Regions from separate parts of the Mus musculus genome. Here all the other regions are linked to region 1. Evidence: chromatin loops called from intact Hi-C (ENCODE). Cell type or tissue: heart. All regions are shown on one strand.

Region 1 (8,000 bases):
CATAGGAAGGAACCGGGCAGGTCCGATTGCTGTCTCTCTGTCTTCATGCCAGGGATCTTCGGACTGGTTTCTACTGGAGCTACAGGGCTGGGAATGTGTGGGTTTTCTTTCAACCTGTATACAGTGTCAACAGGATCCTAGAAGAGATCACGGCCACTGCAGTAAAAATAAAGAAAATCTGGAAAAATAAGGGCTTTTGTTACTAAGAATACATCAGCACTGTTCATAAGTTACCACAACTCTACCAAACAATACAAGATGTTAACTGTGGGGAAACAGCCTGTGGGGTATTTGAAAACTCCACATGAGTCTTCACAGCTTCCCTCTGCATCTAAGATTATTTTGGGATATGGTTATTTAAAAAAAAATACAATATGGTGTAAAATTCTAATGAGTAGAAACACTTTAGGAAAAGCCTTTGTAAAAATTAAGCAACGAGACTCTTTAAAACACTCCTTAAACACTCCAGCTTAAAATTTGACACAGCTGTATTTTTTTATGACTAATGCAAAAGATTTTTAGACACTTTAAGCCTAAACAAGAGAAAACTGAAAAATATTAATGAACATTTTTATTCATGTTTCCAAAAGCCAGAACCTGACAGAATAGTCAGGGAACAAATGAGATGGACTCAAACACACCTGTGAACTGAGACATAATTAGGGACTGACACAAAGCTGGCTTTCTTTGGCTTCCTCTTAGACCTGGGAAAGAGCAGGATGGCTCAGGTCCACAGGGACAACAATGTAATTAAACACTTCCTTCTCTGAACCCGAGTTATACCCATGAGCTTACAGCCATAAATTCATTTTGGTCTTGTGTCACTAGCCGCAGCACTGAAATGAACTCACTTCCTGTGTCCCTTAAAAGCACCCCGCGCCTGGACCGAAACGTAACTCATGACCAGGGATTGTTCTCAACAGGCTAATACATCACTGAAATCTATGTCTTGCATCCTGGAACTGTGGGCTATAATTAGGATGGAGCAAGAAGCAGATCTCAGTTTGCAGTTTGGAAAGTGACTGTCATCTAAACAGTGTATGATTATATTTTGCTTATATCCCATCTTCAGCAAGTATTAGTGAGGGAGCCAAGAGTTAAAAATGTCATCACACGTGAAAGTATCCCAACTAAGAACAACAGCAAAAACAAAAAAGTGCTCAGGAGTGAGTTCTTGCTATACCCGGCATGTGGCTTAGCATTTCCCACACCCTCAGTACACTGGGAGACCTGCCCATCTTACACTGATGTGTTTTCAATGTAAACTTCAGCAAATTATTTATCATCCTCATGTCCCACATTTTTTTTTTTGGTCATATTCACGATGGGGGCTCGTAATAGAAGTTATATCTTAGTGTTATAAAAATTAACTGAATTAGTGGTTGTAAAGGCTATGACACCATATTAAGTGTTATGAAAGTATTCTAGTTGCACGCAGATGCAAATGATACTCAAGCTCCTACCAGGATAAAAGAAAACTCAGACACGGCAGGACTTTGATGGGAAATAATAAGTTACACGAGGATTAAGGAAGAATTTGAAGGACTACAAAGACAGCTCAGCAGTTGAAGAACACCAGCTGTTCTCCCAGCCCCAGCCCACAAGCATCTGTAACTCCAGTTCCAAGGGGAATCTGACTCTCTCTTCTGACTTCTGCAGGCAACAGGAACACCCATGTTTCACACACATACGTGTAGGCCTAACCCCACTACACATAAAAGAAAAAGAAAAATTTGAGGTGGACACAGTGGCATATACCTTTAATTCCAGCACACAAGAAGCAGCAGATCTCCGAGGGTAGCCTGGCTTTGTAGTGAGTTCTAGGTCAGCCAGGACTATATAGTGAGATCCTTCTTGACAAAACAACAACAACAAAACCAGATAGACCCTCTTCCACATTAGTGGTGGGAATGTGAAATGTTAAGCTGTTAAGAAAATAGTTTGGTGGCTCTTCAAAATGGGACTTCAATATTTTACTCCCCCCCCCCCCGCCCCGTGCCCCGAAAGTTGAAAATGGCTAATCAAATCCTTAGGCACATATGTTCACAGCATTACTACTAACACTAACTCAAATATGGAAAGAACCCAAATCCATCAACTGATAAGTAGGATATTATGGCATAGCCACAATTATTCAGCCATAAAGAAGAGAGCACTGATATGTGGTACAATGTGGGTGAACCTGAAAAACAACTTTATGTGACAAGAAAGAAGCCAGCTGGAAGAAGTCCCATATAGTATGGTCCACTTAGAGAAAATGTCTGGTATAAGTAAACTCAGAGAAACAGAAGCAGATCAGTGGTTGCCAGGGACTGAGGAAAGTTGGGAACAGAAAATTACTGACCAAGGGGTGTAGAATTTTCTTTTGGGGCAGTTAGAATGTTTTGGCAGCACAGAGGTAGTGATTGCAACATGCTGTAACATGAATGTAACATGCTGTAACATGAATGTAACATGCTGTAACATGAATGTAACATGCTAAATGATGCTGAAGTTTTCACTTTGAAATCATGTGATGTCGAATACTGCCAAATTGACACAATCTAGAATCTTCTGGGAAGGGAGTTTCAGTAAGGAATCATCTATATTTCATTTATTATTTTATGTATATGGATGTTTTGCCTGCATTCATTTCTATGCACACTACATATGTGTCCGATTATCTTGGAGATCAGAAGAGAAAGTTGGGTTTCCTAGAATTGGAGTTATAGATGGCCGTGAGCTACCACAAGGGAATCTGGTTTTCTGGAAGAGCACCAAGAGCTCTTAACTCCTGAGCCATCTCTCCAACCCCTCAGAGAGGAATTATATAGACAGGCTTGCCTGTAAGAAGACTGTAGAAGTATTAACTGATTACTTAACTGAGTGGGAAAGACCTGCCCACTCTGGGTGGCACCATTCCCTAGGCAGGGAATCCTAAATGTGTAAGAGTGGAGATGGGGAAGCATGCATGTATTCACTCACTGCTTTCTACTGTTGATTGTGCATGTGATGTGACTAGCTACGTTACCTCCTGGTATCTTGACTTCCCTGCAATGATGAACTGTGACTTCTGAGCTAAAATAAGCCTTTCTCCTCTGTGTTGCTTCTATTAGGGTATTTTATCATAACAGAATTAAAAACAAGAACGTTGGGGCTGGAGAGATGGCTCAGCTGTTAAGAGCACCAACTGCTCTTCCAGAGGTCCTGAGTTCAAGTCCCAGCAACCACATGGTGGCTCACAACCATCTGTAATGGGATCTGATGCCCTCTTCTGGTGTGTCTGAAGACAGCTACAGTGTACTTATATATAATAAATAAATAAATCTTAAAAGGAAAAAAAAAAAGAAAACAAAGTTGGTTGTATGTTTTTGAAGTTATTTTAATACTTGCTATGGTCTGGCTTGTGTCTCCTGAAGGCACGTATGTTTAGATTTGATTGGCAGCCAGTGGCATTGCTGGGGAATGGTAGAACCTCTAGAAGGGTGGTCTAGTAGAAAGACGTTAGGTTACTGGGGGTGACCCTTGTATCTGATTCTGGATCCCTGGATTCTTTATCACTCTTCTTGCCTCTCCCTGACATGATGGGCCTTGCCACAGTCCCCAAAGACTATGACAACACCTTAAAAACCATGAGCCAAAATAAATAAACCGTTGTTTCTTTTAAATGATTGTCTTAGTTAGGGTTTCTATTGCTGTGAAGAGACACCATAACCGTGGCAACTCTTATAAAGGAAAACATTTAATTGAGGCTGGCTTACAGTTTTAGGGTTCTAGTCCATTATTGTCATGACCAGGAGCATGGCAGCATGCGGGTAGATATGGTCCTGCAGGAGCTCAGAGTCTTAAATCTTGATCCAAAGGCAGCAGGTAGTGGCTGTGCACCCCTGAGCCTGGGCTTGAGTTTCTGAGACTTCAAGCTTGTTCCTCCACAACACACTCCACGTGGCCACACCAACCTCAACAAGGCCACACCTCCTGATAGTACCACTCCTTCTGGGCTACACATTCAAACCCGAGAGTTCACGGGAGGGGGTCACTCCTAGTCAAACCACCACAATGACTGTTTCAGGTACATTGCCAAAGCAATGAAAAGTTGATGAATATAATAGTCACCTTTAAAATGACTTAGGTTAATGGACAAATATCTGAAATAAATGTATTTACAGGTAACTTGGATTTTGCCCATCTGGTGCTCAGCCTCAGAGCCCGTTTGGCTCCTGCCTGTCTGTGCCCTCTGTAGAATCATGAACTTTGATTTCTCCCAGTCACAGTATGTCTGACTTCCCTACTGCTCTCAGTGCTGGCAGCTCTGAGTTGATTGGCAGGTCTGTGATTGATTAGTAAGTTCCCTGTGATTGATTAGTAAGCCAAGCAGGGATGGGGCTACAGGATTGACTCCCTTCCTGACCAGCACGCGTTTTGGAACTGAAGTCATCTAGAACCGCATCAGGCCTGAACTTGCTTGAACTGTTGTTCTAGTTGTGACTACACTAGCAGCCACTGTGCTCTGAAATTATGGAAATCCATTTAAATATTAAGTTAATAACTTTATTGGGATATTTCTGAAGTCTACTACAATCTCCAAAGCTGCAAAAGCCCCAAGGTACTACCTTCCACAGCTTCCTACTCCAAGGTGTCCCTGCAGATCATAAGAGGGGTCAGAGTGGCTCCTAGAGAGGGGCTCAGATAACAGTGGGAAGATGGCCTTTCCTCCTGTTTGGAACTCATTTCCATTCTATCCCCAATGAAGATAAATTACTCTCCAGCCTTTGCTTTGTTTGCCTTTACTGGGATGGGACAGGACAGCTGTTCTGCAGAAGTTCTCACTGTCCCCCTCCAGTGGCCGCTGAGGTCTTGCTCTAGATACCCTGGGAGGCTCCTCAGTACTGCTTGCAAAAGGTCCTGTCCTGCTGGCTTCCTGTCTAAAACCCCAGCTGGTGATTGCAGGGCCCAGGTTCAGATGTCAGTGTCTCAGGAGACTGTTTTCCAACCATCTATCATGTGCTGGCATCAGTGTTTCAAGGACATGGGCTCCTGTCACCCCAGTGCTGCTATGGGCTTTTGGACAACAGCTTCTTGAAGTTGAGCCTTTACCCTAAGGAAATACACCTTCTCCTGGACAGACATATGGAAGAGGCCAACTGAGCAAGGCCATTAACAGGGTCCCTGTTCTCCATGGAGCTAGTTAGGTTTCTTCAAAGCTGCTTACACCCTCTCTGGTTGACTGCCACTCCCCAAGGCCCTGTTTGCCCTCACTGACTACAATACAGCCTTCTTCCCAGTCTGTCAGCACTCTCTCCTCCTCTGCCTCTCCTTCACATGAACTGCACCCCCACTTCTCCCCTCAGAGAAGGTGAGCAGAGGGGCTATTGGGAAGAGAATAAAAGCAAAAAGGACTTTATGTCCAAAATTAGTGATGCTTGAAAAATCGGTGCAGTTTTTCATTTGACTTAACTGAAAATCTAAATGTGCAAAGATGTGAACTGACTCTCTGTCTCTCTGTCTCTCTGTGTTTGTCTCTCTTTCCCTCTGTCTTAGATGTCTCTGTTTCTCTCTCTCTCATTTGGAAGGAAAGGGCATCAGAAATCTGTATAGAGACCACCTTACAGTAGATAATTAAGCCTTTTGGGTAGGGCCTAGGGCTCTAGTGCAAGTTGCATGTAGTAGAAGCCAGAGAGACCTGGAACACAGTGTATCTTTTGGGGAGAGTGCGAGTGATTTTGAGAGAGAATTTCAGAACCTTTTAGTAAAAAGCTTGAGTATAAATGGTGCATGAACATCTCCCGCAGGACAAAATACAAAAATTTGCAGGATTTGGCAGTGCTCTCCCTTCCCGGGGCGCCTCCCTATCTCTCTGTCCTCCACTCCCTTCTCAGGGGATACACACCAGCCTGGCACACAGGGTGGGGGGAGGTCAAGGGGAATGTTTGTTAATGAATCAGTCAGTTTTGGTTAAAATTAAATTCACCTCTCTCTCTCACAGGGGTTGGAACAGCCAGACCCGAATCAAACAGAAGAGGAAAGAAGGAAAGACACTAGGTAGAGCTTAAACCTTAATGTTTAAGAAATATAGTCACCAGAGAGGTGACTAGCCCAGAAAGTGGCAATAAACTGTTCATGTGCATCTCAGACGTGAGATCCAGGTTTTCAAGTTTGTTAGGGGATTTAACGCAAATCAATATGCAAATCGAGAGCATTAAAAAAAAAAAATCCAGCCCTTTCTTGGGTCACACACAGGTTAGCTAGAGTGGAGCTCACCCAGATGCTCCGCAGCACCAGTCCAAGAGGAAGAGCCCGGAGGAGGGCAGTCCCGGGGGCGGGACCATGACGTTGGGGTCAAGGCGGTGCTTTCTCTCGTTCCTCCCCCGGCCACGGCCGCCGCGGCGGTGGCTCTGCATCTCCAAAAAGGGCCCTCCGACTTCTCACTGGGCCAGTCCGGCGCTGGGTGGCGGAGCCCTACACTGCTCCCGCCGGTCCCAGAGCCGGGATCCCTTCTCTTCAGAGTTTCGAGCAACTTTCCCCGCCTCTGGAGCTAAAGTGGCTCGGGGACTGTGACCACCGCAGGTGGGAGAGTCCCCGGCCCGGCTCTCCGCATCTTCGCTGTGCGCTCGCGCTGGGAAAGCCCTGGGTGCGTGCACCCTGGGGGTCCCCGGCCTCGGCTCTGTGGGCGAGATGCCTCTGGGACACATCATGAGGCTGGATCTGGAGAAGATCGCCCTGGAGTACATCGTGCCCTGTCTGCACGAGGTCGGCTTCTGCTACCTGGACAACTTCCTAGGCGAGGTGGTGGGCGACTGCGTGCTGGAGCGAGTCAAGCAGCTGCACTACAACGGGGCCCTGCGTGACGGCCAGCTGGCCGGGCCGTGCGCCGGCGTCTCCAAGCGGCACCTGCGAGGCGACCAGATCACGTGGATCGGGGGCAACGAGGAGGGCTGCGAGGCCATCAACTTCCTCCTGTCCCTCATCGACCGGCTGGTCCTGTACTGCGGGAGCCGGCTGGGCAAATACTATGTCAAGGAGCGGTCCAAGGTAGGATGCGTGCGGGTGCCCAGCCGCAGCTGCGCTGCAGGGGACGGGAAGCCTTCATTCGGAGTGTTGTGTCGCCTTCGCTGGGGTGCAGCGAACTTTGGTTTTTAACCAAGAAGTCAGCTTGCCTATCTGCCCTACTTGCGTCCCCTCCACCTCCTGGCCTAACCCCTTAAGCAAAAGTCCACGTTAAGGGGCTCAGGTGTCTCGTGATGATGAGCTTCTGCTGACTCTGAAAGAATTGCCCTGGTTTTGGTGATGACCGCAAGGACAACTGGCTGGTGGAGGGAAAAGATATTGGAAACACTGCGACACGCATGTCCATGATCCGAAGTGCCTCCTTTAAAGCCACCCGGTACTGCCCTTCACAGTAGCCAGAGGCACTCTTAACTCTACTAGAGGCAAGTCTAATTTTTGCCTTGTGTTAGTTGGCTTGTAGAGTTAGGTAGGGTGGGAGGGAAGAGTTCGGTATGACAAGGTTAAGTCCTCCACTTCTGCTGCAGCCTTTGAGCCCTGGGGCTCAGAATTCTCATAGACCCCTCAGCCCAAGTGCTGAGCCCCACGCCATCGCCTTTCTTTTCCTATAAACTCATGGCAAAATCCACTCAAACAACCTGATAAGGTCCATGAAGAGAGTGGTGAGGTACCTCTGGGTAGAAACCTTGTTTTTGTTGTTCTCATAGCCCGTAATGGGGGCAGTGGGTGGTGATGATTTATCTTGAAAATGTTTACAGGTAGATTGGCAGGCCGGTAGACCAATGGGAGGTGGAGGAGCTGGTGCCTGTAACATCACTTTGGGTTAGTCTTGCTCCTGGCCATTTCTTCCTATAAGGATAGTCAAACTCTCTCTCCAGGAGCAATTCAGAGAGAATTGCCCCCGTGTAGCTGCGGGACAAGGGACTCTTAGAGTCATGAAAACTTCATTTGAAGTCCAGCAAGGTAGAGCATGCTAGCAGCAGAGGAATTGTGGGCACTGAACCATGTGCCGCTCT
Region 2 (8,000 bases), 100 kb after region 1:
AGCACTAAGAGTTTATGTTCTGGAGAGACAGAGTCTGGATATCAACCCTCTGTTTGGGATATGCATTGGAGAGTTCTGGAACCATCTATGTATGCATGGAGCTGTGCTAGTCAGTGTCTGTGTTGTATGCAAATGAAGCCAGCTCTAAATCAGATTCAAATCAGGGTTGGAGAGGAGGTTGATATTTCACAGATTTGTTGAAAAGATGAAATCAGGTAATAGCATGGCATATGGCACCTAGAAAGTCCTAGACATGTTAGGGTTTTTAAAACGATTTATTTATTTATTTATTTATTTATTTATTTAATGTATATGAGTACACTGAAGCTGTACTGTGAGCCTTCATGTGCTTGCTGGGAATTTGAATTCAGGACCTCTGCTCGCTCCAGTCGACCCCACTTGCTCTGGCCTAAAGATTTATTTATTATTATAAGTACACTTGTAGCTATCTTCAGACGCACCAGAAGAGGGCATCAGATCTCGTTACAGATGGTGGTGAGCCACCATGTGGTTGCTGAGATTTGAACTCAGGACCTTTGGAAGAGCAGTCAGTGCTCTTAACCACTGAGCCATCTCTCCAGCCTGACATGTTAGTTTTGATGCATCATTAACATCTTACTGTATGCTATTTGTCTTGTGTGTGTAGGTGCATGTGCACCTATGTGCAAATCCGTGTAGAGGTCAGAGGTCAACCTCAGATGTCATTCCTCTGGAGCCATCCATCCTGTTTTTGAGATAGGAGCTCTCTTTGAGATCTGGTTTACTGGTTAGACTAGGCAGGCTGGCACTGATCCTCAGGGATCTTTCTTTCTGTCTGTGCCTCCCCAGGGCTGGAATTATAGGTGCATTCTACCATGCTCGGTTTGTTATGCCGGTGAGGATGTTTGACCTCTGATCCTCATGCTTGTGCAGTGAGCACGTTAATGACCGAGTCATCTCCCTGCCCCAGTGTTTATCTTTTCTTACCTGTAGCTGTGATTTGAAATAAAACTAAGATTAGCCTTGATTTCATGTATTCTTTTGATTTTTGAGACTTGATCTCCAGAATATATGGTCCTCTATTCTCTCTCTCTCTCTGTCTCTCTCTCTCTGTCTCTCTCTCTCTCTCTCTCTCTCTCTCTCTCCTAAGCAGCTATTGCTAAGAGGGAAGAGGCAAATATGTAGCTTCTTAGCTCAGCTTACAGACAGGCTGCATTCGTTCTCTGGAAAGAGTAAGCAAAACTAAATTGAATTTACCTCTGAATCCTTATTCACTCCCTGTGGTCATTTACAATATTGTGTAAGAAGCATTTCATTTGCAATATTGTAGAACAGGCATAAAATAAACTCTAGCCCCGTCAGTTATGCCTTAGCTTCCCTATCACCTTTGGTTCCCGGGTCTTGTCTGAATCGATGTAACCATGACTGAGTACCTACTACTCAGAGTAGCTACTGGGCATACAAGAAGAGAACCTGTTTCTTGCTGTTTACAGAGGCAATGACACAGAGGCTAACAGCTATCCGGCCATGTAGTGGGCAGTACAGGAGAAGCCTGCAGCCTACGAACAGTGGGCACACAGATGAGAAGGAATTAAGCTCCAAGAAGGACAGCAGAGGGATCTAGTGGACACAGCAGTTCCTGGAGGAACACATGGAAAATGGGAGGAGTACACCAAACCTTCGGATCTCTGCCAGGTGCTCTATGCTTCACTGTGTTCAAGTTTACGAAGCAGGAGGGGATATAAAGCCAGAATGAACGTTCTGATGGCAGTGTAGACAGTTTTGGGGATCACTGGAATGGAGAACCAAGTAGTAACCTATTCCTGTAGTGACAAGAGATGGTGTACTGGCTAGTTTTGTGTCAACTTGACACAGCTGTGGTTATCACAGAGAAAGGAGCTTCAATTGAGGAAATGCCTCCATGAGATCCAACTCTAAGGCATTTTCTCAATTAGTGATCAAGGGGGAAAGGCCCCTTGTGGGTGGGACCATATCTGGGCTGGTAGTCTTGGGTTCTATGGTCAGGGACTTGGATAAGAGAGCAGGCTGAGCAAGCCAGGGGAGGCAAGCCAGTAAAGAACATCCTTCCATGGCCTCTGCATCAGCTCCTGCTTCCTGACCTGCTTGAGTTCCAGTCCTGACTTCCTTGGTGATGAACAGCAGTATGGAAGTGTAAGCCGAATAAACCCTTTCCTCCCCAACTTGCTTCTTGGTCATGATGTTTGTGCAGGAATAGAAACCCTGACTAAGACAGATGGCGAGGGCTTAGCCTTGGCAGTGGAGGGTTGGAGGGTCTAAAGTGGGAAAGCTTGGACCAATTGGTGCAAATGATGGGCGGGACAGAGTTGTTACTGTGGTGTGAGATTCCTCATTGGTCTGTGTTGGCAGTGTCCTTTGATGAAGGGCTCAAAGAAGGGCCAAGGCTTGTTTTAGACAAACCACCATTAGCTCCATTTGTGGCAAGGAAGTGTGTAGAGATAGACGCTCTGGTAATCAGGAGACTGATGGCTATGATCACTTGCAAAGGGCCCAGGCCTAGAACCAGCCCCATAAGTAGACAGAATACTTATCCCCTGCATCTGGACTCCTGAGTCTCATTCTGTCTGGGGCCCTGGCTTCTTGTTGCTGGTTACCCACTAGGCCTCTGGCTATTTCCATGGTGGCTGCTGCCCTGTACACCGACTTGATGTCTCAGGAGTAATTGACTCGTGTTTCCTTCTTCTAAGGGTGCCCTGGGACTCACCAAGCACTGCCTATCTTAGATTAGCATAGACTGGACTTCCTGTTGCTGATAGTCTCAATGGGTTCTTCAGCTTGTGGCCTCAGCCTCAGGCCTACCTATGCTCAGAACTCCCTCTCTGACCTGTGGCGGGGGACTGCCTAGAAGCCAGTCTTTGTAGCTGACATTCACCTTGCCTGGTCCAGAGGAGAGGGTGAAATGATTTGATTTTAAATAAATAAATACATAAAAATGTCCAGTGCTCTCTGTCGTTATCAGGTTGGGAATTTTCTGTAACCACTTACAGAAGAGAAGAAAGCTTTCAGATTAGCAACTTCTGTCTTTCAGAAGGCAAACAGAGGTGAGAGTCTCAATAAATCAAACATGAAGGTGTTGCCCCCAAGTGGCACAAAAGAGATTAGATTCCAACTATCCGTTTCTATTAATGGCTCTTGAAAGCTTATGGAAGTAGTGCTTAAAAAAAAAAAAAATGACATCCGTGAATTGCTGAGTTTGCAGTTTGGGGAAGTCATCTTTCTGGTTATTTTTGTAAGTTCGTGGTTGTTCCTATCCCGAATCAGTATGGCCCCACCTCTGCTACCAGAGTCCTGTTTTCAGCCCCTCCCCTCTATCCCTAGGCACCATCTTGGGGGTTTTCATCTCGAGTCTGATCCAGAGCAACTTGGGCAGCCTTGTTCTTACTGGTCCTGTGTCCCCTGCATGTCTTCTCACAGGGTGTGCCTCTCTAGGCAATGTCCTTAGACCTTCTTATTATACTCTTTGGAAGTCAGAGTGCTAGTCTTAGTTCATTTGGGTGATCTTGTCTAAGTCCCCCCCCTTTTATTTTTATTTTTTATTCTTTGGTTCTACAAAGTGAGACCAGGCTGGCCTTGAACTGTCAGAGATTGGCCTGCCTCTGTTGAGATTAAAGGCAGCATCATTACACCTGGCTCCCCACACTCAGTTCTTTTAAAGTTTGTTTGTTTGTTGTTGTTGTTGTTGTGATTCTCAATTCTTTGGCCCTGGATTCCTAAACCACACAGGAAAGGAAGCGGCTACGCATTGGCAAAGCACGTGCCACTCGATGAGGCGTGCCACCCTGTCTGCTTTTGTCCATCCTCACACTTTCCACTCTGAGAGAAACCCATGAGTGCTGGCTAGTTTTATGTCATCCTGACACAAGCTAGGGTCTCAGGGGAAGAGGAAATCTCAGAAAATTGAAGGCCATTTGTTTGTTTGTTTGTTTGTTTGTTTGTTTGTTTTGTTTTGTTTTGTTTTGAGACAGGATTTCTCTGTGTAGCCCTGGCTGTCCTGGAACTCAGAAATCTGCCTGCCTCTGCCTCCTTAGTGCTGGGACTAAAGGCATGTGCCACCACGCCCGGCTGAAGGCCATTTTCTTATTTAATGATTGATGGTGGTCCTGGGTTCTATAAGAAAGCAGGCTGAGCAAACCATGAGAAGCAAGCCAATAAACAACACCCATCTGTGGCCTCTGCCTCATCTCCTGCCTCTAGGCTCCTGCCCTGTTTGAGTTCTTGTCCTGACTTCTTTCAGTGATAGACCACAATGTAGAGGTGTAACCCAAATAAACCCTTGTGATATTTGTTTTAGGGTCCAAGTGTGGTTCCAAGTTGTTCACTTTCTCCTTCTCAGGCTGGAAGAATGAAGTGGTGTTCAGAATGGGTTCTGTGGGATCCCAGGCCAGCTGGGAGTGTGTGTGTGTGTGTGTGTGTGTGTGTGTGCGCATACGCACACACTTCTCTGAGGATGTTAGTGTTACAAAGGCCTTCTCTGAAACAGCTCTCTGAAATGATCTTAGCTTGTGTGCATACCTTTATACGGGGTAGGCTTGTATGCATACATTTTATTCCCGGTGAATCAGGACTTTGTATGGACTTTGGAGAGTGGGAAGAAGTTTTCAGGGTAAATGAAAACCATTGGTTAGCGTTTAATGTTCTATAACATTCTGTCTCATGTGCATGGAGGGGTATTCCAGAAATCCCAGGTACTTGCTGTGTGGGCTCTTATTGGGAAAAGAGGAAGTTGAACTTATAGGTCTTCCAAGGACTACTCAACCTTCTCTAGTTATAGAGTGTGGGGTTTCTGGCTCCCCAGACAAGGTCAGAAGAGCGGAGGCCCTTCTGGTAAAGGGAGGCTTCCATTTTGTGCCAGGCTCAGAGAAGTTAACCACTTAAGGTAGAATTCTACCTTAATTGGTAGACAACCCCTTTTTTCCCCAAGTTGCTTTGGTCATGATGTTTCATCACAGCAACAGAAACAGCACCCCTCTATGGCCTTTGTATGAGCTGTTGCCTCCAGATACCCCACTTGTGATGGATTACAGTGTGGAAGTGTAAGCTGAATAAATCCTTTCCTCCACAACTTGCTTTGGTTGTGCTCCATCATAGCAGTAGTAGCTCTAACTAGGATACTTTGTCTGGTGTGCAGACCATAACGTAGCCTACAGGTTTTACCGCCCCTGCAGCCATGTCTTACGTGGTGCTAGGAGACACCCCTCCTCTCTTCCCTTTCAGCTTCTCTTTATTGTCTCAGGGGTGGATTTGTGTCTCAAGAGCCAGTTCTTTGTGAATGCCACCCCTAACCCCAAGATGGGAACAAAGAGATACTCGTTGTTGCAGTATAATGTTCTACCTCTACTACAATCCCACTTTCACAGAAAATGGACCTTGACTAGGAGAAAGGAGTAGAAATGTTTTGATTGTGAATGGAACAGTCAAAAAAAAAACCCGGTAATCTACTCTGTCCCTCCTCACACCCCCTCTAATGGGCCCGCTCTTGCTCAGGTCCCATCGCAGCTCTCCTCACAGGACAGAGAAATTGGAGCACTGATTCTATGTGTGTCTTTTGACATGTCATACTTAACAAAGTGTCAGCCTCCCTAGATCTCAGTCACAACAGCCGAACAATGGGGATAGCCACCGTTATCTTATTATTGTTATTATTTTTTCTCTTCGAGATAACTCTTGGCTTTGAAATGGGAACACACCCAAGGCAAAGATGGTTCTCGCTGATATCTCACTGCAGTATGAGGCTTCACAACCGGCAATTGCATAGACTGAGGACATGGAAGCTCCAAGGTATGGTTTTTGAGAAGAAGGTTTTTATTGTAGATATGAAGGACAGTACAGCCAGAGGAGTGTGGAAGGGTTCAGAGCTGAGAGAGAAAGTAAGAGACTAAACATGGCCAGCAGACTGGATCAGCCTGGGAGAGGGGGTGGGAGAGAGAGAGAGAGAGGGGGGGGGGAGAGAGAGAGAGAGAGAGAGAGAGAGAGAGAGAACAAAGCAGACTAAGAGGTATAGGAAAGGAGATGGAGAGGGGAAGACAGTGTAAGAGGAAGACCATGAGCTGGAGTTTAGGGTAAGGTGGGGTGAGAAAGGCTAAGAACCATGGGTACTGAGAAAGGCTGGAGGCCCTCTGATGCTTTGATATGCTAATAGATACTACAGATCTCCGGATGACCCTTCTGAATGAGATAGGAAATGGCTTCTTTAGTTGAGCGGAACAGCCACAGAATTTGGGTGAGTGGCATTTCCTTGCTTCCTTCAGTTCTGACAGAGGTTGAGTGGTTTGGAATGGAGCAGAAGAGTGGGGAAGGGAGCCTGTCAGTCAGAGCACATCTGCTTTCCCTTTGGTACTGGGCCTTGTGTGCACGCGCGCACGAGTGTGTGTGTGTGTGTGTGTGTGTGTGTGTACATGTTCATGTTTGCCTACGCATGTCAGTATATGACCACGTATGTGCATATTTAGCAATTTCAACATCTATAAAACAGCCGCCATGAGCTGATAATCTCACCAAAGCTTAATGAATGAGAAACAACCCCCAAAACAGGCAGAGGGCTTTCACCAGAGGCGGAAGGCAGGGCTTCAGGCATAATAAATCCCTGGCTCTGACAGTTTTTAGTACTTTCTGTCTGGAGGGGGAAAAAGGTGAATAAATAATAAATAAATAAATAAAATTCACATTAACCTAAGAATTACCTTACAGTGTTTTTTGAAAGGAAGAAAAAGGGAGAGTTGAGCTAGCAGAACTATTTCAAGATGATTTAGCAGGTGAGAGGGAGTTAGCTGTGACTGTTTTATGTCTCGTCTATTAGGGACTGTATGCTGCGACAGATCCATTCTAAGTTATACAGTTGTTCGGCAAAACTTTTGTGGGTTTTTAAATTGACTGTAATGTTTAGCAATTGGAATATAAATTTATTCAAGCCTCTTATTTGGCCGCCTCAATGGCGCATTACAAAGTATTTTATGGTGTCTGATCTGCTTAAGTTTTACAACCAGCTTCCGTTGTGCCACTCTCTTTATGGCTCCGGCTGAGAGCAGGGCTGGGTGCTCTGCCTTCTGTTGGTCCCTAGGCTACTCTTGGGGTCCTGGGGAAGGGGCTCTCCAGCTGAGCCTAAGGTGTAAACAGGTCTTTTTCTCCATGCTATCTTTTTCCTGGATCTCTGTCACATGACTGGTGCTAGGCTACTGGGGACTGTTTGTGCCTAACTCCAGCTGGGCTATGTCCATCCCTGGTCCTCCCTGTGATCATGAAAGCTAAATTCCCAAGCTTCTTTTACGCTTTTGCCTTTGCTAGTGAACAATTGTCCTCCCCCCCCCCCCCGCCCCACCTCCTCCCCTTCTGGTTTCTCCTCCCCAACCTTCCTTCCTCTTTCAACAGAGTCTGACTATGTGGTCCAAGCTGGCCTGGAACTCAGTAGGTAGACCTAGCTGGTTTCACACTCACAGAGACCTGTCTACCTCTGCCTCCCGAGTGCTGGGCAGCATGGACCTCCATGATGGGCAGGGAAGGAATTTTTTTGAAAGAATAGCCGGTTATAGTTGTTCTTCACTTTCTTACAACCCAGGGTGTGTTTTCTGGGTGTACGTGGGTATTGGTCTGACCCCCTTCTGCCTCAGTGACATTTCTCCTGACCCACTCCCAGGCTGTTATATCTCCTAACCTTCCCTCCCCCAGAGGCCTGTCTTCCCACACAGTCTGGGAAGAGCCACCATTCTTCCTTTTTGTGTCTGCCCTTGGCTCTCTTGGCCTCTGCTCAGTTCTTCCTTCTCTAAGGTTCCCAGGTGCTCATCTTCCAGCTGTTGATGACACTGTCACTTTACATTGATGGTCGTAGCTGTGTCCTGCTCCTGGGGCTGCACCGTCCTCAGGGCAGGGATTGTGACTTATTCAGCTTTCCAATCCCTGCAGTGTCTGGCACACCAAGAAGCCCAGTAAGCTCATTCCATTCACTTTTTGAGAGGCCCATGCACTGAGTCCAGGACCTCAGCATGTTA
Region 3 (8,000 bases), 78 kb before region 1:
ACTTCCTTTCCTAGCATCTCCTAGTTTGAAAACATTTCTCCTTCTGACTACACACAAAAGAGAGAGCTATAAAATCCTCATGCTGCGTTTGAGTGCTGGTCACTCCACTGAAGCAGACCTGGGAACCCAAAATGTTTTTTGTTTTGTTTTGTTTTTCAAATGGTGATTCATAAGGACTTGGTCATTAATGGGAAGAAAGTAGGAGTTTGGATCCTGGACGTAGGCAGCCTGGACTTGCTTCCTAGCTCTGCCACCTCACTGTCTACGTGACTTGGACAAAGTCACTGATTCTTGCCAAGCTTTGGTTTACTCGTGTACTGAGCAAGAAGATAATTGTATGCATCCTATAGGGTTGCAGTGATGAGTAAGGAAAGCAGGCTGGAGCTGCAAGTGGCATGGAATGCATAGCAGATACGAGCCAGCCATAATTAATACCATCATGTTCTGGGAAATGGGGAGGGAGGGGAGGTTTGGGGCCTTGAGGGAAACTGTGACCCAAAGGAAAAGGGCACAGCTAGCAACAGCCAGGCCTGTGACAGGGAGAGGCATAGAAAAGAGCACTGTACGGGAGGTATACGACCAGCTGCCAACTCCTAATGGGACAGGAGTGGTTGGCTCCTTGACAGGGATCTGCCACCCCAAAGCCCCTTTAGAATTTGACAGTCTCCATGATACTCTGTGGAATTCCTAGATACAATCTCCCTGCCAGCTGGCCCAAGATTTGTTCCAATGAGGATGACACTATAGCACAAGGCTGAATCAGTGACAGTCCCTTTGTTCTGTCTCCCAGACTCCTGCGTGCCGGTGTACAGACATGTCCAGCTTGGCAGGCAGCTGACATCTGAAGGATTCAGGTTGTTATCAGACGGACACTCACTAAACAGTATCCCTCCCGGCCTCTGCGGGGCATGCAGCCGTGCACGTAGGCCTGCATACCTCCTATCTCTGCCCAGGCAATTACATGCCAGCCACCCTGCCCCATTCCAAGACAGCTGGAGCCAGCTGGGGCACAGTGCGCGGCCAGGGACAGGAGCCAAGCAGTTTTTTCTCTCTCCATCCTTTTTGATGCCACGATGATTTTCTTCTAAGCAAAGGCCTGGACAGCAGTGGTCAATGTGGAGAAACCAAGCTGCAAGAACTTGAGACTAAGCTGTGCCTGCGCTGTAAGGGAGCTAATGGGCTCAGGACAGAGGACCAGGAAGCAGCTTCCTCCCTTCCTCTCCTGGTCTCAGACTGCCCCGAGAATTAGGCTCAGATCTGGGTTTAAACACTGCTGTGGGACTCAGAGTCTGCATGAGAAAGGTATATGTGTTGGCCCGGGTCCTTGCCCAGGGTCCAGGTTTGCAACACACCTGTGCTGGATAGTTTTATGTCAACTAAAGTCATCTGAGGGAGCCTCAATTTAAAGAAAAAAAAAAGACCTCTGTAAGATAAGGCTGTAGGCAAGTCAGTAGGGCATTTTCTTAATCAGCGATTGGTAGGAAGAGGACCCAGACGGCTGTGGGAAGTGCTGTCCCTCAGCTGGGTTCTTTAAGAAAGCAGGTTGAGCAAGCCATGGAGAACAAGTCCGAAAGCAGCATTCCCCCCCCCCCCACCCCCCATGGCCTCTTCATCAGCCTTTACCTCCAGGTCCCTGCCCTATCTGAGTTCCTGATCTGACTTCCTTTGGTGATAACCTGCGATGTGGAAGCTTAAGGTGAAAAAACCCCTTTCCTTGCAAAGTCGCTCTGGTGACGGCATTTCCTCACAGGAATAGTAAGCCTCACTAGGATGCCACCCAACTGCTTCTCAAAACAGAAAGAACAAGGCCAGGCCTTTCTGACTGTCTGTGACAACTCCCCATAGTTTGTGGCATCTTCTTGTGTGTGTTCTCTTACGTACCGTGTTGGAACACTAATGTCAGGACCACTTACTGACAGCTTGCTCTGCACCCTGCAGTTTGTAAGGGTGCTCGGAGTAGTCCTGAGTAGTCCTTTCTTGCAGACGAGGACCCTGAGCACTGTGATACAATATTAGGAAACTTGGTCAAGGACCCCCCCAGACAGAAACATGTAAGGCTAGCATCCGAATGAGGTTGTGTGACCCAGAGCAAGCTCCAACCACTGAGACGCTCAATCCCCTGTCATCTCTGTTGACCGCTTGCCAAGGATCAGACCAACATCTGAGAATGTTGTTCCCAGTCTTTGCTTGGGCAGGGGCTGGATCCTTTACGTGATTGACACTTGGGGCTAATTTGTTACATCCTTGCTGTTAGTCAAAACACTGCAAAATGGACTTATTTCCTCACTGGTTTCTAGCTTGTCGGGTTTGCGTGGTGCTGAGGAGTGAAGGGCTCACTAAGCAAGTTCTATGTGTTATCTTAGAGCTAACAAGGAGAGCCACAGTCACATGAAATGGCTTCTACAAGACTCCACTCAAAAGAAAAAGAACCTTTCTAGACGCGGGAAGTGGCCCACCCTGCCCTTCCTCTCCAGCTCTCTGCTCACACTTCCAACTCAAGGCCTTTGGTTGATAAAGTACCTACCGCTCCAAGGCCTTTACACCTCCTGGGACATTTCATAGCTCTTGGAGTTGGCTCCTCACCCCTCCGGGTTCAGCTTAAGAGTTTGATAAGAGGTTCTCTTTCACCGGATGGTGGTGGCACAAACCTTTAAACCCAGCAGTGGGAAGGTGGAGGCAAGCAGATCTCTGAGTTCAAGGCCAGGCTGCTCTACCCAGTGAGTACCAGGACAACCAGGGTTACACAGACTGTCTCAAAAAACAAACAAACAAACAAACAAAAAAACCCTAAACAAACAAAACCCCCCAAACCAAAATTAAAAACAACAAAAAAGTGATTCTCTCTCACCTCCATTGGTTAGCGTGGTTTTCCTCTGTTATTCTCATCATTTATGCCTCTACACACACACACACACACACACACACACACACACATGTTTATATTACATGTATTTCTATGTATTATATTATATATTTATATATGTGTATTTATATCACGTGTGTTTTTTTCCATTAACTTATTAATTTATTCACTTTACCATCAGATTGCAGCTCCCTCTGTCCTCCCAGTCTCCCCTTATATGCCCCCTCTCTCATTCCCCTTCCCCTTCACATCTAAGAAAGGGGATACTGTCCCTTCCCAGAAACCAACCCACCATGGCACCTCAAGTCACTGCATGACTAGGTACCTCCTCTTCCACTGACGCCAGACAAGACAGCCCAGTTAGGGGAACAGGATCCACAGGCAGACAACAGAGTCAGGGACAGCCTCCGCTCCAGTTGTCAGGTGAGACCAAGGTGCACACTTGCTACATATGAGCAGGGCAGGGGATAGGTCTGGTCCTTGCATGCTCTTTGACTGGTGGTTAAGTCTCTGGGAGCCCCAAGGGTCCAGTTAATTGACTCCGTTGGTCTTCTTCTAGAGTCTCTATTCCCTCCAGGTCCCTCAATCCTTTCCCCAACACTTCCACATGTCTTTCCCAGCTCAGTCTACAGTCTAGTGTTTGGCTGCAGGTCTCTGCATCTGTTTTGGTCAGCTGCTGGGTGGAGCCTCTCAGAGGACAGTTATGTTAGGCTCCTGTCTTCATTTTTGTTTTGTTTTTTTTTTTGTTGTTGTTGTTTTTTAATATAGGATCTCACTATGTGGTCTGACTGGCCTGGAACTTGCTAAGTAGACCAGGTTGGACTGGAACTCACAGAGATCTGCCTCTTGAATGTTGGTGCTAGAGGCATGCACCGCCCTGTTCCCACATCCCATCAGTTCCTGTGGGCAGTTAGTAGTGTTCTCATTATTCCCACTATAGTCCCAGCACATAAAGAGGTGCTCACTGTATGGAGTTGTGCAAAGAGAGTTGTACATTATATTCGAGTTTTCAGAAGTGGTCATCAGGTCCTGAGACTTCTCTCTCTTCAGTTTTCACTGCCTCTTCAGCCGGGCCGATTGAATGGCTAAGTTTTTAAAGAAACTTTTTGGCTTAGGAGGCACTAGCCGTGTAATTATGCTCATCAACAGTTCTCTGAGGCGTTTTCTGTTAAGCTCCTTTCAAGCAAAAGAACTGCATTGGTCAACACCAAGGGAAGATGTCACCGCCCTTCTGGGTAGCAGGGTCTTTGAAATGTGAGCTTAGTGAGGCTTGAGGGCTGAAGCTCCACCCATGGCTCACCCCAGGCACTAGTCAGTTTGGCCAGTCACTGCTCAGTCACTTGCACGGTGCTTACTCATTCTACTCAATGCTCCATGCCAGCAGGAGCTGGAGATGTAGTGGGTGATGGGGCCCCCTTTCTTTTCTGAAGGCCAGAACCTCTTGAGTTCCTGCCCTTCCCTTTCTACCTCCCAGTGCACCCTGATGTTTAGTATGGCATCCTACCTGCATATCCACTTCAGGGCTGATGCAGAACTTAACCTCAGAGTGGCTCCTGTTTACTGGGTTGGCCATTTCTGGGACTTGAGTTTCATTCAGCTATGTTCTAAGCAACTAACCGGTAGAGGCAGATCCGGTGCCTGAGTTTTCAGTGCACAGAATGAAGGGGTGGGCTGATTAAGACGTATGCATGAAATGTACACTGCTCTGAAGAAATGTGTACATGGCTTTGGGCTAGAGAGATATCTAGATAGGCAAGCATGAGTTCAAATCCCCTAGCACCCATGTTAAAAAGAGGGGATGGGTGCTAGGGGGCTGGGCATGGCTATAAATGTCTATAAACCCAGCACAGGGTGTGTGTGTGTGTGTGAAGACAAGTAGATCCCCAAAGCTTGCTAGTCAGCCAGTCCAGCCAAAACAGTGAGCTTGTGGTTTGTTCAGTAGAGATCCTATCTCAAGTCTATAAGGCAGAAAGTAATAGAGGAAGATACCCAACCTCCTTTTCTGGCCTTGGCATCACATGCATCACACACACACACACACACACACACACACACACCTACACATCTCGTGTACAAGAAGATGGTCAGGGCTGAAGATGAAGGTTTATGAGTACTCAGCACAAGGGTACCAGCTGAATGGTGAGCTTTTTAGCTTCCTTGGTCATCTGAAGCTAAGCTTTTTTGTTTGTATGGGTGGATGTTTTCTGGTGTCTGGGTGGAGTCCTGATTCCCCCAATACAGTTAGTTCTTGGATCCTTAAGATTCCAAGAAAGGGGTTCATTCTCTCTGTCCTCCTCCTCTTCCTCCTCCTCCTCCTCCTCCCCCCTCCCCTCCCCCTCTCCCTCCTCCTCCGTTGTCCAGCTTCTAATTCTGCAAACAACAGCTGGTAAGAGTCAGTGAGGGTCAACTCAGCAACTGTGAGGTGGGAATGAGGAAGCCATCCAGACTGGAGGGTGGCGGGGGTGTCACAAGCTCAGAGCAGGTCATTTATCTGCTTTGTCAAGGCATAACAATTTTAAATAAATATTCTTCCCAATAACTTGAGTTGTGTCCCAAAGATTATTTCATTTTACAGTTCACTCATAGGGATTGCATGAACACCAGGCCTGAGCCACACTCCCAGTGGAATGTGTGCAAAGTGAGAATGTGAAAAGTCAGAAGAGCCTGCTACTCACAGTTCCTATGGAGACAGGCCTCTTCGTGGAGAGTGACTAGGGACTTGTGTGCATGGCTTTATTCCTGGTCAAACCTAAGTCTTAAGCTGGGTAGTCTGTTTCTAATCATAACTCGCTACTCTCTCTCTCTAACCAAATGTTTGTGGGGGCCACTGTGTAGGCAAGAGAGAGGCATGGAATACCCCTAAAAGAGCTAAAGACCTCCTGCAGGCTATGGCTGCTGGCTCCCTGAGCTCAGAACTGGCAAGACCAAATTGCTTTTCTGTTGGAAGCTGTCACTCCAGGGTTCTGGCCTCCTGTCCCTGTTAGTCCTCAAATCAGTGTCTTGCCATCATGCTTTTCCCAGCTCTGGGCATGTGGGGCTGTCTAGAGACTTGGTTGTTACCATTGGGTGGAGAAAGAGTTCTAACTACACAAGGTAGATAGAAACCAGGGATGCTAATCATCTTCTGGTGCAAGCAACAAAGTCAGAGGTGACCCATAGTACAGCAGCCGGCTTTAACTCGAACCCTCACCAATGTCTGGTCCAAAATGAAGGAAACAAACTTCCCAATAGGTAGATGCTGATGCTGGCACAGCAACTGTGTGTGTGTATGTGTGTGTGTGTGTGTGTGTGTGTGTGTGTGTAACTGAGTGAACAAGTGTGAGTTCATGTGTGAGTATATAACTGCATGAATAAGTGTGTGTAACTGTGAGTGTAAGTGTATTTGTGAGTGTGTATAACTGTGAACATATGAGAGAATAAGTGTATGTGTAGGTATAAGACAATATGAGTGTGTGTGTGAGTATAAATGTGTGAATGAGTGAATAAGGGTGAGTGTGATTGTCGCCGTAACCAGGTTTTTCCTTCCACCAGTTTTGCTGATACTCTTTGTCTTGCTCTCAAGCTTCTGAGGTGACACCATTAGCATAGATAGGTCAATGCAAGGAACTTTCATTAGATGTAAAACAGGACCTATATGGGGCCCATCAGTTTTTAAATGTTAGCAAAAAAACAAAGCCAGAACATGTAACAGTGGCTATCAGTGCTATGTGGGCCGTATTAGAACCCAAGGCTTGAGGAAGGGTTTGTAACGAGGAGTCTGTCTTTACTTATGTCTTCCCTTAATTTTTTTTTTTTTTTAGTTCTTTGGGAGTTCCATACAACATTCCATTTACATTTTTTTCAAAATGTGTTTGATATATACATTTTGATCTCATTTAAAATATATAAATTGAAATATTAGTATTTAATTAGAGTATTTAGTTAAATATTAATATTGTTCTTTTTATTATTTCTCCTCCTCCTTTTCTTTCTTGCTTTCTTTCCCTTCCTCTCTTCCCCATCCTTCCTTCCCCTTTGCTATTACTCCGGTCAGGGAGATGGCTAAGCTGTTTAGATGCCTGCGGTTCCATTGTGAGGATCAGGGTTTGGAACTTACATCCTCACCAGGAATCTCAAACACGCCAGTTAACTCCAGCTCCAAGGGATCCAAGGTATCTTCTGGCTTCTGTGAGTGCATGTGCATACGTGCTCACACATACACACACAAAAAAAATCAATCTTTTTTTAAATCCCAGTGGGGTCATTTGAATGCTTTCTGAGGACAGTTACTTATCTGTTAAAAAAAAAAATGAAAATCTGTCATTAACTAGTTGTATGTTCAATTTGGGTGCCCTGGTCCTTAGTCCCAGACTTGCCTGACAGGTGACCCTGCCCTTGAAATCTCTTCAGACTTCTCCTAGCTCAAGTGGAAGTGCCGATCTAGATGTTTCTCTCCAGCAAAGCCCAAATGACAGCTGCTTCTCTTCTCAGGACTCCTTGAGGCCAGGAAGGCAGCTCTGAGATACACGCTTGGCTGTGGCCCACATCCTTGGGGCCTCTGACTCAGGACAGATGCTGAGACAAATGTTCTTACACAAGTGTTCTCCATTAGATCTGCTTGTTTTGCTCCCCTGGCATGCTACCTGATTGTGTACCAAAGTCTGCCTCTGGGGCCCGTATTCATTTCGTTCATTATTGTGTCTTCAGTACAAGGACTGGCACACATTCGGTACTCAATAATTGTTAGGAGGGTGGGTAAATATAAGAAAAATAGTGACACAGAGTTTATGATCATAAGTAAAGAAACACCTAGAAGTCCAAAGTCAAGGCTTAGCGAAGTCTCAAATTCCTGGGCCCCTTTCCTGGAAAAGTTGACAGCAGGCATTCTAATATTATGCCCAAGGCTGGGTGGGAGAGACATTAAGTGATACCGTTCCTGGAAAGACAACTGATACTCACATGAGACTGAATGTTTCATCCCACAGCTGACAGAGTCCGTCAGCATCTGCTTTCCAGAATGTTCTGTTCACTGTGTGGGTCAACAAGCTATAGTAATGGCTTCTTGAGATGCCAAGCTGCTAGATACAGGGTGATATGCAGGCCTGTGCTCCAAGGGGCTCAGTTACCCTCAGTCTTCCTTGGAATGAAGGACAGTTCC
Region 4 (8,000 bases), 340 kb before region 1:
ATGTTACCAGAAAGTAATTCCCTCACTGATGACTTCCTCTTAGTGGCCCCATTTCCCACAGAGAGAACCAGAGACTGGTTTCTGGATAGGTGTGGATCGCAAGGATTTCTGGGATAGCGCTTCCCTTTTCTGTGCTCAATACAACAAAAGAAAAGCCAACTCTATACCGTCATTGCAACCAAGCGTCCCCTAACCCGTGTCTTTATGGAAATGGGGCTGGGTGTTTGGTTGCCTAGTGGATTTGCTTTAAGATGGGCTGATTCAGTATCCTCCAGCCCTTGGGAGGCAAGTAGGTGGAGAGGAGGAAAGATGCTTTGCTTAGGAAGTTAGAAGTCCAAAGTGAGGGTGTTGGCAGGGCTGTGTGCCCTATGAACTCCGTGAGAGTCCGCCTCTGCCTTGTGTGAGCTTCTGGTGGAGTTCCACGGCTCGGGGCAGTGCCGTATTATTCTTCCCATGCCTTTCTTAACTGCATCCTTTGTCTCCATGAGATTGTTTTCTTTGTAAGGACACCAGGGTTCTATTCAGTAAGTGGTCTACTGCACTTCAGTGTGACATCATCTTAACCAGCTACATTTGCAAGAACTCTTTCCAAATATCATCACATCTTGGGCCACTGGGGATTAGACTTCCAATGTATCTTCTTTTTGGAGGGCGAGCAATAAAACTTGTAGGAGGTCCTAGATACTTTTGAGTAATTTATACTTATGTTTATTCATAATCACATCAAGAAGAAATACTATTACAATATTTATGTCTCTAACCAATCATATGGCTATTGCTGGTATTCGATTTTAAAAACATTTTCATTAACATATGTTAATTATACAAAATGGGTTTTATCATGTGGTTTTGTATTGTTCATATAATACCCTCACCCATTAGCACTTTTCCCCCAACTACAGGTAGCTTCCTCTTCCCTGAAAATGTTAGGAATTATCTTGGAGATGATTTGATACTGCTTGGATGGTGTCTGATTTTATTTTCGTTCTTTTTTTGGTGACAGGGTTTCTCTGTGTAGCCCTGGCTGTCCTGGAACTCACTTTGTAGACCAGGCTGGCTTCGAACTCAGAAATTCGCCTGCGTCTGCCTCCCGAGTGCTGGGATTAAAGGTGTGCACCACCTCGCCCGGCCTCATTCATTTTTTGTTAACTCTGTGGGTCTTACTTAGGTGGGAGGTTTCTACCTTTATCATGCTTGGACTCACATTTATTTAGGAGCTCAAAATAGCTTCTGCCTGAATAAAGATTTGAACCTTGGACGCCCCCCCCCCACGCCCCAGATTAAAAGCCTGATGCTCTACCAACTGAACTACCCATATCCCTTGGAGTAGGATTGTTTAAATACAAGTTGATCACAGTGTTTACCTAGTTCTAAAATCTCCCGTGATTTCTCTTCTCTCTTGGGATTTGAATTCCAAGCCTGAACTAAGCAATTTGGCCTCATGTATGTCTCTTTGTTTCACCCCCTGCCATATCCCTTCTCCCCCGCATTGCTTCAGGCACTCCTCTTTGCCAAGGCTTGACTCCTTCCTGGGGCGGGTGGTGGGGAAGGCTTTGCCCCTCATTGTTCTGTTATACAGACTGACTCCACCCTCGGGCACGCCTTCCCCTTCATTTCCCTGAGACTGCTCAGAGAGAACCACACTCTTTCTGCCTTTATACAGCTTCCCCCCTTTCCCTTATCTTTCTCTGAGAGTTTATTATGTGTGTTTGTTCAGCATCTGCTTCCTCTCCCTTTATATAGGATTGTTATTTGGGACTTTGTTCTGTCCGTGTTTTGGGCTCTTAGTGTCTAGAATAGAGCCTAGAACATACTAGGCACCTCATAATTATTTATTGAACAAATCAATAAATATAGATAATTTAAACTTTAACCTGTTTCCTAATTATATCAAATAGTAATAAATCTACCAGGTACTTGGAAGAAAAGTCTTGGGAGAAGAGTCTGAAATGAAAGATGATATTAATTTTTTATTTTTATATATTTCAAGACAGGGTTTCTCTGTGTAGCCCTGGCTGTCCTGGAACTCACTCTGTAGACCAGGCTGGCCTCAAAATCACAGAGATCTGCCTGCCTCTGCCTGGAGAGGCCATGCTGGCTCATGTCCATTTTTTTTAAATGTTCAAGTTACAACTCTTTTTTATTTTATTATACAACTGAGGGAATCAAAGCCAAAGAAACCTCAACAACTTGCCAGATTGATATAAGTAAGTACAGAATTCAAAACCAGATCAGGCCAGCTTCACAGACCTCTTCATAACTCAGTGCTAACCCTAGCTCTGCCTGTCTACCCGTCTGTCTCTCTCTCATTTAGTAACTTATCTTGCTGTTATGAGGCCTTACCTCTTATAGAGGACTGTTTCTGGCTTCAAGGAAGTTTTTCAAAGAGTGATTAGTTTTGTGGAAGACACACATATGCATATATGGTAATTGATTTTTTATAGACAAATGGACAGAACCATGAGTTGGCACACACCTTCCCCTGGTCCTATAATGATTTTCCTTCTGATTAACATCTTGCATTGCTGGCTCATTTGTTATAGTTGATGGACCAATATCGATGCATCATTATTAATTACGGTCCACAGTTTCCTTCAGGCTTGGTTCCTGTGTTGAACTTGCTATAGGTTTTATCAAACACCTAATGTCAGGTATCCAGCATTACACTATTATGCAGAATAGTCTCTCCACAAAGGCTCTCTTCCATATCTTTTCATGGTTGGATGGCTTGTTTCTTATTACTGAGTAATATCCCATTGAATATATGAACCTCAGTTTGTATATACAGTCACTTTCTAAAGTATATCTTGGGAGCTGGAGAGATAGCTTAGTGGCTAAGTTCATATGCTGTTTTTGCAGAGGACCTGAGTTTGATTCCCAGCACCCACATTAGGCAGCTCACGATTGCCTGTAACTTAAGCTCCAGGGGACCTGATACCCCTCTGATCTCCTTCTACAGACACATACACACACACTTATTAAAATTTAGAAAAAGAAAGAAAAAATTGAAGAAAGAAGAAGAAAAAGAGCACCTTGGTTTCTTCCAAGTCTTGGTAGTTATGATTAACATTTTGTAGACATCAGTTTTCAGTTATTTTGCTAAGACTATATGCCTATATGCTCCATGAGAAATTGCCATTCAGTCTTCAAAACTAGCAGTTTGTGCTTCTACCAGCTGTAGATGAGAGTTCCTGAAGTCCTGTCTTTGCTGAGTTTTAACGGCATCAGTATCTTGGGTTTTAGCCATTTGAACAGGCTTGTAGTAACAGCTCCTTGGTGCTTGAGCTTGTCCCACACTAGTGATGTGTAGTGATGTCCCACACTAGTGATGTGTAGTGATGCCCCACACTAGTGATGTGTAGTGATGCCCCACACTAGTGATGTGTAGTGATGTCCCACACTAGTGATGTGTAGTGATGCCCCACACTAGTGATGTGTAGTGATGTCCCACACTAGTGATGTGTAGTGATGTCCCACACTAGTGATGTGTAGTGATGTCCCACACTAGTGATGGGTAGTGATGTCCCACACTAGTGATGTGTAGTGATGTCCCACACTAGTGATGTGTAGTGATCACATGTTTCTGTGCTCTTTGCACGTCTTCTGGTCTCTTTGCATGTCTTCTGTGCTCTTTGCACGTCTTCTGGTCTTCAGCTCTTCTGCAGACTTTTTACTTGGTACTTGGATTTCTTGTTATGGATTGGTTCTTTGTGATTTTTGGATACAGGTCTTTCATCAGTATGTATTAAAAGATAAGCCCAGGCTTATTGTTTTAGTTTCTTAAAGGAAATTCTATTTTAAAAATTCAACTGGAATATTCCGACAGATAAATTTCTGTTCTGATTTGTTAATTTACTTCAAAAGACTTATTGAGAGGTAACAAGTCATATGCAGGCTTGACAAAGCATCATTTTTGAAACATAAAATTAAATACAATTGAAAAGGTCTGTCCTAAAACTTCTCGGATAGGACAATGTTATGTAGTAAATGTAGGAATTAGACTTAACTTTTTCCTTTTATTGAATAGCTCCTCCCCTCACAGAATATGACCTGGTTACAGTTTCTCCCCCATCTACTCTTCCCAGTTCTTCCCCACCTCTCCTCATATCTGGATCTATTCTGTCTTAGTAGAAAACAAGCAGGCATCTAAGGTGTCTAAGTCACTGCTGTATTGCTGTGAAGAGACACCATGACCATAGCAACTCTTTTTTTTTTTTTTTTTTTTTTTTTTTCTTTTTCAAGACAGGGTTTCTCTGTGTAACCCTGGCTGTCCTGGAACTCACTCTGTAGATCAGGCTGGCCTCGAACTCAGAAATCCTCCTGCCTCTGCCTCCCAAGTGCTGGGATTAAAGGCCTGTGCCACCACCGCCTGGCTTGACCATAATGCTTGTCCTCTTAAAAAGGACAGCATTTAATGGTGGGCTGGCTTACAGTTTCAGAGGTTTAGTCCATTATCATCATGGCAGGGAACATGGCGGCATGCGTGGTGCTGGAGCAGTAGCTGAGAACGACATCCTGCTCTGTAGGCTGCAGACAGAGAGAATTGGGCCAGACATGGGCTTTTGAAACCTCAAAGCCCCAGTGATACTCTTCTTCCAACGTGGCCACACCTCCCAATCCTTCTCAAACAGTACGACTCCCTGATGACCAGGCATTCAAATATATGAACCTATGGGGCCATTCTTATCCAAACCACCACATAAGTGTTAATAATAAAATAAAGTATAATATAGCAAGATAAAACAAAACTAACACTGACATAGGACAAGACAAACAAACAAGCAAACAGACAAACAGAAGGGAAAGAGCCCAAGAAAAGTTACAGAAGCACAAGAAACAGTTTTAGACACAGAGATTTGTTGGCACTCAGGAATCCCATTAAAACACTAAACTATAAGCCATAATATACGCTCAAGGGACTTGAAAGGTAAAAAAGAAAGAAAAAATATATAAAAAAGAAAGTTAAGCAAACAAATGGGAGATGCTTTATGAGATAAAGAGCCTCCTAAGGTGCTGCTGAGTTAATTTTCTGTTGGTCATCTAGTGCTGCGTGAGCAGCCTGTCCTTAAGAATAGTTTGCTTCTCTGGTGAGGAAATTTAGAAAACTAAATTTCCATTTGCAAGTGATTACCAATTGGAGAATGCTTCTGGGGTAGGGATGGGGGCTGTGCCTACTTCTCCTTTCAGCTCTAGGGCCCCATCTGGTGTAGACCTGTGCAAGCTCTGTGGCTGTGGTCTCAGCCTCTGTGAGTTCATCAGCCCTGTGGATTTAGGGGACCTTGTTTTCTTAGTGTCCTCTATCTCCTTCCAGCTTTTTCTGCCTCCTTCTGTGTGGTGGAATGGGGGCATTCCCTGAGCCCTAAGAGGAGGGACTTTATAATGATATCTCATTTAGGACTGTGCGGTCCAAGGTCTTTTACTCTCTGCTTAACGTCTGGCTGTGGGTCTCTGCTGTAGGAGTAAGTTTCCCCGATGATGCAGAGCAAGACACTTCCCCAGCTGGAATGTGTATTTAATTCTTGATCACAAAAGAAAGAAGAAACTGCCTTGACCTTTTGTGTTAAAAATGAAATGAATTTTTGGAGATATGAAATTATTTTTTGAAGAAAATATCTGCAATAATTATGCGAGACATAGGTTAACAACCTCACTGTATATAAAGTCCTTAATATTCAGTAATTCAAAATTAAGACCACAGTCAAGGGCAAAGACATTAACAAAAGATTTATAAGTGGCTAGCATAACTTTAAACACACTCAACTTCAGTGATAGAAGCAACCGGATTTACTGTGCAGAACACCAATCAAATTTACTATATACAGGAATATTTCCATGCATTGCATCTGTAAAGACCAGGGCTCCTCTTCACTAGCTGTGATGTCCTTTCAGACACTGCTGGGGAAATGGACAGAAAAGATGCATTAGCAGTCTTGGAAAAGAAATTGACCTACAATTAATTCTACTTCTGGGATCTCTCTTAGAGACATAATTAGAAGCCTAAATAAAGACTTGTTCACACTGATGGTATCTGTGTAATTGTTCACAACTAGATAACAGATATGACAGTGAATTTTAGTTAAGACATGAAACAAATTTTATTTTGCAGCTTTAAAAAAATGAGGCACTAGGCAAAGGACTATGAAGAAACTTTTCGAGGTGTGCCTTAGGGTTTTATTGCTGTGAGGAGACACCATGACCAAGGCAACTCTTATAAAGGACAACATTTAATTGGGGATGGCTTATAGGTTCAGAGGTCCAATCCTACCATCATTGTAGGAAACATGGAGATGTGCAGGCAGACGTGGTGCTAGAGAAGCTGAGCGTTCTACATCTTGATCTGCAGGCAGAAGAAGGAGACTGTGCCATTTTGTGTATAGCTTGAGCATTTGAGATCTCAAAGCCTACCCTCACAGTGACACACTTCCTCCAACAAGGCCACACCTACTCTAAGGTCACACCTTCTAATAGTGCCATTCCCTATAGTCCAAGCATTGAAATATATGAATCTATGGGGGACTTCCTATCTGAACCATCACAGGGCAATACAATTATTCATAAAACATGTCTTAATTTGGGCAGTAGCTGTTCTACATGCTTGAATTTTTGAGATTTACTTTTATATGTACAAGTGTTTTACATACGTGTGTGACTGTGTACCATGTGTAGGTAGTGCCCATGGAGGCAACACCAGGGCGCCAGATCCTCCTGGAACTAGAGTTACAGATGGTTGTGAGCTTCTATATGGTTGCTGGGAATGGAACCCAGGTCCTCTGGAAAAATAATCAACACACTTTTTTTTAAAATTGTTTATTGGTAGCCAGATAGACAGTGGTGGCGCACGCCTTTAATCTCAGCACTTGAGAGGCAGAGGCAGGCAGATTTCTAACCTGGTCTACAGAGTGAGTTCCAGGACAGCTAGGGCTATACAGAGAAACCCTGTCTCAAAAAACCAAACCAAACCAAACCAAACCAAACCAAACCAAACCAAACCAAACCAAACCAAACCAAGCCAAACCAAACCAAATCAACCAACCAAATAAACAAACAAAAAACAACAACCCCCCAAAAACCCCAAAACAAACCAAAAAACCAAATAAATTGTTTATTTGTTATTTTATTTATATACATTTCAAATGTTTTCCCTTTCCCAGTTTCCCCTTTGCAAGAGGTTCCCAGGACCCAATGGGGATGACATTAGCTGAAATACCCAACAAAGGGGAGAGAGAAACTGCAGTCAGCACTCTTAACTTATGAGAGGAATTCTAGCCTAGAATTGGAATTTCTAGATGCTTTTCTGGGTGGGAATAACATAAAAACATAACTTTTTAGTAATATCAGTTGCTAAATACATACAATATATTAAAAATACCTCAAATTCCAGTATTCTTTGATGATAACTTTACACATGTGTAGTCTCATAAAAATCTGATGGTGTTCAGTTGAATTAAGCAAATCTTTCATGCAAATTCCCTTACCACTACTAATATCGCCACCAATATTTCAGTGCTTTAAAATTATTTTGTATGAATCAAATAAACATTGGCAGAGAACTCTATCCTATTAGGTATTAATCTTTACCTAGCCAGCTCTGCCTACTTGGGAAACTGAATACTCAAATTGTAATTTAGATTTCCAATTATTAATATTCACTTTGGTGTGAAGTTATGACTACACAGAGAAACCCTGTCTTGAAAAAAAAAAAAAAAAAAAGAAGGTGGACTTTGAAGTCTCAGATGCTGAAGCCACACCCAGTGTCACAGTCACTTCCTGCTGCCTTCAGATCTGGATATAGAACTCTCGTCACCATGTCCGCTTTCATGCGTCAAGCCACGCAGATAATGGACTCACTCTGAACCTGAAAAGGAGTCCCAATTAAATGTTTTCCTTATTAAAAATTGCCATGATCATGGTGTCTCCTTCACAGCAATAGAAACCCTAACAAGATAGGCAGCCTGCAAATATTGTCTTATGGTCCAGCTTAAGGAAAGGGGTTGTTAGGA

What was found. Peaks named below come from ENCODE experiments on the same cell type or tissue, not always from the same donor. Only the 100,000 strongest peaks of a DNase experiment are listed, where the experiment ranks them.
Region 2: a loop joins it to region 1, with 2.6 times the contacts of the local background. A loop is called at or near these places in 5 of 42 quality-filtered maps.
Region 3: it touches region 1 in a loop (4-fold over the local background); 7 of 42 quality-filtered maps call a loop at or near these places.
Region 4: a loop joins it to region 1, with 2.4 times the contacts of the local background. A loop is called at or near these places in 5 of 42 quality-filtered maps.

What each region holds. Positions count from the first base shown.
Region 1 is chr12:54,202,216-54,210,215 of GRCm38, reverse strand. It overlaps Egln3 (egl-9 family hypoxia-inducible factor 3), which reads left to right and starts at 6,342. Exons shown (of 5, transcript NM_028133.2): 1 at 6,342-7,011. The coding sequence starts at 6,655. In heart, a CTCF peak has its summit at 4,833; DNase peaks (open chromatin) are centred at 4,835, 6,355 and 7,735; H3K4me3 peaks cover 2,159 bases; H3K27ac peaks cover 2,068 bases.
Region 2 is chr12:54,100,902-54,108,901 of GRCm38, reverse strand. It overlaps Gm35818 (a long non-coding RNA gene), which reads left to right. Exons shown (of 7, transcript XR_872758.1): 3 at 1,473-1,674; 4 at 5,676-5,796; 5 at 6,158-6,238. Among named protein-coding and RNA genes, the nearest start is that of Gm35818, 37 kb to the left of the region's middle. In heart, CTCF peaks have their summits at 516 (motif pointing right) and 3,097 (motif pointing left); no DNase peak of the experiment used is centred here.
Region 3 is chr12:54,280,012-54,288,011 of GRCm38, reverse strand. No RefSeq gene overlaps it. Among named protein-coding and RNA genes, the nearest start is that of 1700104L18Rik, 50 kb to the right of the region's middle. In heart, no CTCF peak of the experiment used is centred here; DNase peaks (open chromatin) are centred at 941, 4,251 and 7,371; H3K4me3 peaks cover 261 bases; H3K27ac peaks cover 1,064 bases.
Region 4 is chr12:54,538,278-54,546,277 of GRCm38, reverse strand. No RefSeq gene overlaps it. Among named protein-coding and RNA genes, the nearest start is that of Gm40425, 7.6 kb to the left of the region's middle. In heart, no CTCF peak of the experiment used is centred here; no DNase peak of the experiment used is centred here; H3K27ac peaks cover 535 bases.